2 separate regions of the Homo sapiens genome follow, and region 1 is linked to region 2. A link is an interaction called in ENCODE POLR2A ChIA-PET data of the cell type or tissue named here. Cell type or tissue: PC-9. All regions are shown on one strand. Links, peaks and the distances in the headings refer to the core of each region. The heading gives the core; the rest is flanking DNA.

Region 1 (2,916 bases), core at 155-2,654, 300 kb after region 2:
ACATGGCCAGGCACGGTGGCTCACTCCTGTAATCCCAGTACTTTGGGAGGCCGAGGTGGGCAGATCACTTGAGGTCAGGAGCTCGAGACCAGCCTGACTACCATGGCAAAAGAGTCTCTACTAAAAATACAAAAATTAGCCAGGTGTGTTGGCACATGCCTGTAGTCCTAGCTACTTGGGAGGCTGAGGCAGGAGAATTGCTTGAACCTGGGAGGCGGAGGCTGCAGTGAGCCAGGCACGGTGGCTTATGCCTGTAATCCCAGCACTTTGGGAGGCCGAGGAAGGCGGATCACGAGGTCAAGAGATCGAGACCATCCAGGCCAACATGGTGGAACCCCGTCTGTACTAAAAATACAAAAATTAGCTGGGTGTGGTGGTGCATGCCTGTAGTCTCAGCTACTCAGGAGGCTGAGGCAGGAGAATCTCTTGAACCTGGGAGGCGGGGGTTGCAGTGAGCTGGGATCTTGCCACTGCACTCCAGCCTGGCGACAGAGCCAGACTCCGTCTCAAAAAAAAAAAAAAAAAAAAAAAAAAAGCAGACAAAACCTAGATGTTTTAAAATTTTTAAAATAAATCCTGTAGATGTTTTAAAGTTTTAAAAATACATCATGCCCATAATTCCAGCACTCTGGGAGGCTGAAGCGGGAGGATCTCTGGAGGCCAGCATGGGCAACATAGTGAGACCCTGTCTCTACACAAAATAAAAAAACAAGCCAGGTGTGGTGGTGCACACCACGGCTACTGTGGAGACTGAGGTGGGAGGACCACTTGAGCCCAGGAATTCGAAGTTACAGTGAGCTGTGATGGTGTCACTGCATTCCAGCCTGTGACAGAGCAAGACCTTGTCTCTGCAAGGAAAAAAATCATCCTGTAAAATTACTTTTTGTTGTACTCAGACTGAGGAAAACCTTTGCTGGAGGTTTGAAAGCAAATCTATGATGTATTAGCAGAACCAGAAAGTCCTTCCTGTGGAGATGGGACCTTTTCGGTATTGTCATTTTTGGATTTTAGTGCACAAACTTCTCATGATTGAGTTTCGGCTTTTGAGAGCCATGACCAAGTGGTAGGTAGGGCATGAAAGAAGAAAACAAATCTCCTGACCTTAGCATAATGTGTCACAGTACTTTAGGCCCCTTAGCCAAGGCGGGAGATAAGAAGGCAATAAGGAAATGGTTGGATGAATCACTGTGCCCCAGTGGCAAAAATGTCCTGAAGCAATTTGGATGAAAGTGAGAAAGTGGATATGACAAATGCTGCTCTACACTAACCGGATTGGTTGTGCCCCCACCACCCACACCCTCCCCAACTACAGGACTTCCTTCACCACTGTGCATTTTCCACTGAGATGCTCTCCTGAAAGCAAGTTTCAGCAAGAGGCTGGAAAGGCCTCTCAGAGAGAAGGCTGAGCTGGCAGTGATCAGGGAGCCCCCGGGCATTTGGCAGCCGTCCACAGTAAGACCGGCAGATGGAGCCTTCATCTGGCAAGAAACTGGGGAAGCTGGCGGTGTCGTCAGGTGCAAGCTTCAGTGAGAAGTGCCAGCACTCTGAGAAGATGCACAGAAATACAGAAGCAGCTCCCGTAGGAGAAGGAATGGAGGCCGCACGCGGTAGCTCACGCCTGTAATCCCAGCACTTTGAGAGGCTGAGGTGGGTGGATTACTTAAGGTCAGGAGTTTGAGACCAGCCTGACCAACATGGTGAAAACCCGTCTCTACTAAAAATACAAAATATTATCCAGGCGTGGTGGTATGTGACTGTAGTCCGAGCTACTCGAGAGGCTGAGGCAAGAGAATCACTTGAACTCAGGAGGTGGAGGTTGCAGTGAGCCAAGATGGTGCCATTGCACCTCCTGCCTGGGCAATAGAGCAAGACTCTGTCTCAAAAAAAAAGGAATGGAGAAAACATAGCCATAGCTCTGGGAGTAGGAACAGAAGCAAGCAAGCTGACTGCCAGTCGGGTTCTTTCTTCTGGAAAAGGCTCTGGGTTGAAGCTGTCTTCTCTCTGAGGCTCAAGAAGCTGGGCATGGAATTAACTCCGTCAACCAAAAATACAGTTCTAAGTCCCACCCCCCAACCATCTGAATGGACTTTCTCCTTGGCCAGGGCGCTCTTAAAATGTAACCTCAGAGACCGGTTCCGGCCAGGAACGGGAAGTGCCTCATTATACCCGCTGGCATTAACATCAACACAGACCTTACTGATAAGAATCATTTACCATCTATTCTCTGAAGCCTGCGACCTTTTCTCTCCATAATCCCTTATCTTAACCCAGACATTTCCTTTCTATTGATTCCAGGTTTTTAGATAAACTCAACCAATTGTCAACAAGAAAATTTGTAAATCTACCTATAAGCCGGAAGCGCCCCCCACCTTCGAGTTGTCCCACCTTTCTGGACCGAACCAACGTATTTTTTAAACATACTTGATTGAAGTCTCATGTCTCCCTAAAATGTATAAAACCAAGCTGCACCCTGACCACCTTGCACACATGTTCTTGGACCTCCTGAGGGCTGTGTCAGGGGCCATGGTCACTCATATTTGGCTCGGAATAAATCTCTTTAAATATTTTTGAAAATAGTTTGTCTCTTCGTAGACAATTCTGTGGGCTTGCAGGTATCGCCCCTGGTCAGCGGTGTATTCAGTCGCTGTGCCATCCCCCATGTGGCTACAAGAACAAAAGCACCTTCTTAAGCCCAAGAGATACAGTGGTTACTCCCATGAGTCCTTGGACACCTTCACCAAACGGCACTAGTAAGTGGCTCCTCTAGGCCGGGAGGAACGGAGAAGGCACAATACCAGCTTGGCTCACTACTCCAGGAGACCCCTGGGGTAAGGGGCTTGAGCACAGGCTCACCACTTCCCCACCACCGCCACCCTTATTTGGTCTGTGAAACTCCAGGGGGAGTCTTTATGGGAA
Region 2 (2,916 bases), core at 129-2,628:
AATTGTAAAATCTAACAACTGGGGAGCAACAGGAACTCGTTTACACAAGATGTGTACATATGGTGTAACTCTATAAAGAAAAAGAAGGGAATAGGCTGGGCATGGTGGATCACGCCTGTAATCCCAGTAGGCAATTTGGGAGGCTGAGGTGGGTGGATTACCTCAGGTCAGGAGTTCCAGACCAGCTGGGCCAACATGGCAAACCCTGTACTAAAAATACAAAAAAATTAGCCGGGAGTGGTGGCACGCACCTGTAATCCCAGCTACTCAGGAGGCTGAGGCAGGAGAGTCGCTTGAACCTGGGAGGTGGAGGTTGCAGTGAGCCAAGATCATGCCATTGCACTCCAGCCTGGGTGACAGAGCCAGACTCCAACTCAAAAAAACCAAAGAAAAAGAAAAAGAAGGGAATAATAAACACCAAATTCAGGATAGGGGTTACCATAGGAGGGGTGGTATAGAGAGAGAGGGGCACCCAGGAGGGCCTCCCAGTCTCAGTACATAGGCAACATTGGTTACATAGATGTTTCTATTTTTATTTTGTATACCTTATATGTGTTTAATATAATATTCTATTGTACACATATATGTGTGTTCTATTATGTATATATGAAATATTCTATCATGCATTTATTTATTTATTTGAGAGAGAGCCTGGCTCTGTCACCCAGGCTGGAGTGTAGTGATGCAATCTCAGCTCACTGCAACTTCTGCCTCCTGGGTTCAAGTAATTCTTGTGCTTCAGCCTCCCGAGTAGCTGGAATTATAGGCATGCACCACCACGCCTGGCTAATTTTTGTATTTTTAGTAGAGATGGGGTTTCACCATCTTGACTAGGCTGGTCTCGAATTCCTGGGCTCAAGTGATCCACCCGCCTCAGCCTCCCAAAGTGCTGGGATTACAGGAGAAATATTCCATCATTTTAAAATTGTTACTAAAAATAAGATAAAATAAAGATACTATTTTGATTCTGGAAGGGCTTGAAATATTGTCAAGAAAACAGAAAACCAAATCATTCCAATATAATGTAGGTGGGTATAAGATGCCATGGGACCCAAGAGGAGAGACATGCTAATTCTGCCTGAGAAAATTAGAAAGACCCTATGAAAGAGGGGAAACTTTGAGTTGGGTCTTAAATAATGAATAGGAGTTTTCTGGGTCATTCGACATCAGCAGCACTAGATTTACAAAGCATAAGAGAGAGGAGGCCGGCATAAGACAGCATCGTGAGGGATTGCAAGAACTTCAATGCCTTGCTCTCACAGATATATCCATGCCATGTTTTTATTTCTGCTGTTAGGCTGAAGGCAAAATGGTTGGGTCTTTTGTGTTTTTCAAGCCATTTTGCCAGTATGAACACATATAAACTGAAAATTGAATTTCTGAAATAAATGAGATTGTGGTATGGGCATGAAACAGTCATGTAACCATGATCAGCAGAGTCATCTATGGTCAAGGTGATGGAGTGACCCAGCCAGTCAGTCTGCAGGATGTGTGATTGCACACCGTCCTTACCAAGCAAATAGAGGAAGCTCGAGAAGGTATTTGCAGAGCCTCAGAAAAATGCTGTGGTTATTCTGAGTAAACTTAAGCATGGCTTTGAGGGAAAAATAAAATTTTGGATTTTGAGATCTGTCTAAATTTTGGATACTTTATATCTAACCACATTACACTTACAAAAAAAAGCAGCAATTTTTTTCTCATCAAACCTCTAGCTAGCCTTATTAATTATCGAAATGACTAATTTAGAATTCAGCTTTCCTCCACAACCCCTGCTATTCTCTGACAGAAAGAGGAAAAGGGAGAGGAGAGAGGATACATTTCTAGAAGGCAGGTGCCCTGAGAAAAGTAACCGGCCACTGTGGTTGGCCATCTGCACAACCACATAAGTAATTGACCTGCAGAAACATCAGTCCATAAGTAACTGACCTGCAGAAACATCAGGGAAAACAGCCTGAGCCAAAGACCTGCAACCGGAATCCATTTAATTTTAGGCCTGGTGCGGTGGCTCACACCTGTAATCCCAGCACTTTGAGAGGCCAAGGTGGGCAGAACATTTGAGGGTCAGGAGTTCAAGAGAAGCCTGGCCAACATGGCCAACTAAAAATACAAAAATTAGATGAGTGTGGTGGTGAGCACCTGTAATCCCAACTACTCGGGAGGCTGAGGTGGGAGTATTGCTTGAACCTGGGAGGTGGAGGTTGCAGTGAACGGAGATTGTGCCACTGCACTCCAGCCTGGGTGACAACGCAAGACTCTATCTCAAAAAAAAAAAATCCCTTTAATTTAAAAAAGTATCTTCCACTATTGTTAGAAAGTCATCTTACTATTATCCAGATTCTCCAAACATTGTTTTTGTTTGATAAGCCTTCTTCATATACCCTGGGTTTGGCTGAGGGGTTTAGGTGTTTTAATAATATTATTACAATTGACCCAGTAAAGCAGTCAGAATCCATGGAAACTTAAACTGGCTTTAACTTTTAGCTGTTTTGGTCTCTCAGCAGGAATCAGGCAAAGAATCTCAGAGGAGTCTGCTAACCTCTCAAAAGTGACAACTGGGATAAGAATGTCAGAAATCCCTCAACTACCCTAGTTATTGGAGAATGAGGGTATTGTGGTGCATTGACTGCTTTTTATTAAGTAATCTACATTTTGGAAGGCTTTCTGTTGCTTTTTCTTCTATGGTGGTTAATGATTTTGTTAAATCCAAAGAGGTAGTAGCAACTAAGAATGTGGGTTTGGAGTCTGACCAACCTGGTTGGAAGCCAGATTCTATCCCTTTTAGTTTTAGTAGTTTCCCTATCTAAATAAATGGACTATAATTTCTTTTTTCTTTCTTACTTTTTTTTCTAGAGACAGGGTTTCACCATGTTGCCCAGGCTGGACTCAAACTCCTGGGTTCAAATGATCCTGCCACCT

Evidence for each region. Peaks named below come from ENCODE experiments on the same cell type or tissue, not always from the same donor. Only the 100,000 strongest peaks of a DNase experiment are listed, where the experiment ranks them.
Region 1: POLR2A ChIA-PET joins it to region 2 with 7 read pairs; 1 of 35 experiments calls an interaction of 5 or more read pairs at or near these places.

What each region holds. Positions count from the first base shown.
Region 1 is chr3:141,939,136-141,942,051 of GRCh38, forward strand. No RefSeq gene overlaps it. Among named protein-coding and RNA genes, the nearest start is that of ATP1B3, 64 kb to the left of the region's middle. In PC-9, for the core only: no CTCF peak of the experiment used is centred there; DNase peaks (open chromatin) are centred at 806, 1,346 and 2,156; H3K4me3 peaks cover 1,700 bases; H3K27ac peaks cover 2,500 bases.
Region 2 is chr3:141,640,922-141,643,837 of GRCh38, forward strand. No RefSeq gene overlaps it. Among named protein-coding and RNA genes, the nearest start is that of RNF7, 96 kb to the right of the region's middle. In PC-9, for the core only: no CTCF peak of the experiment used is centred there; a DNase peak (open chromatin) is centred at 1,520.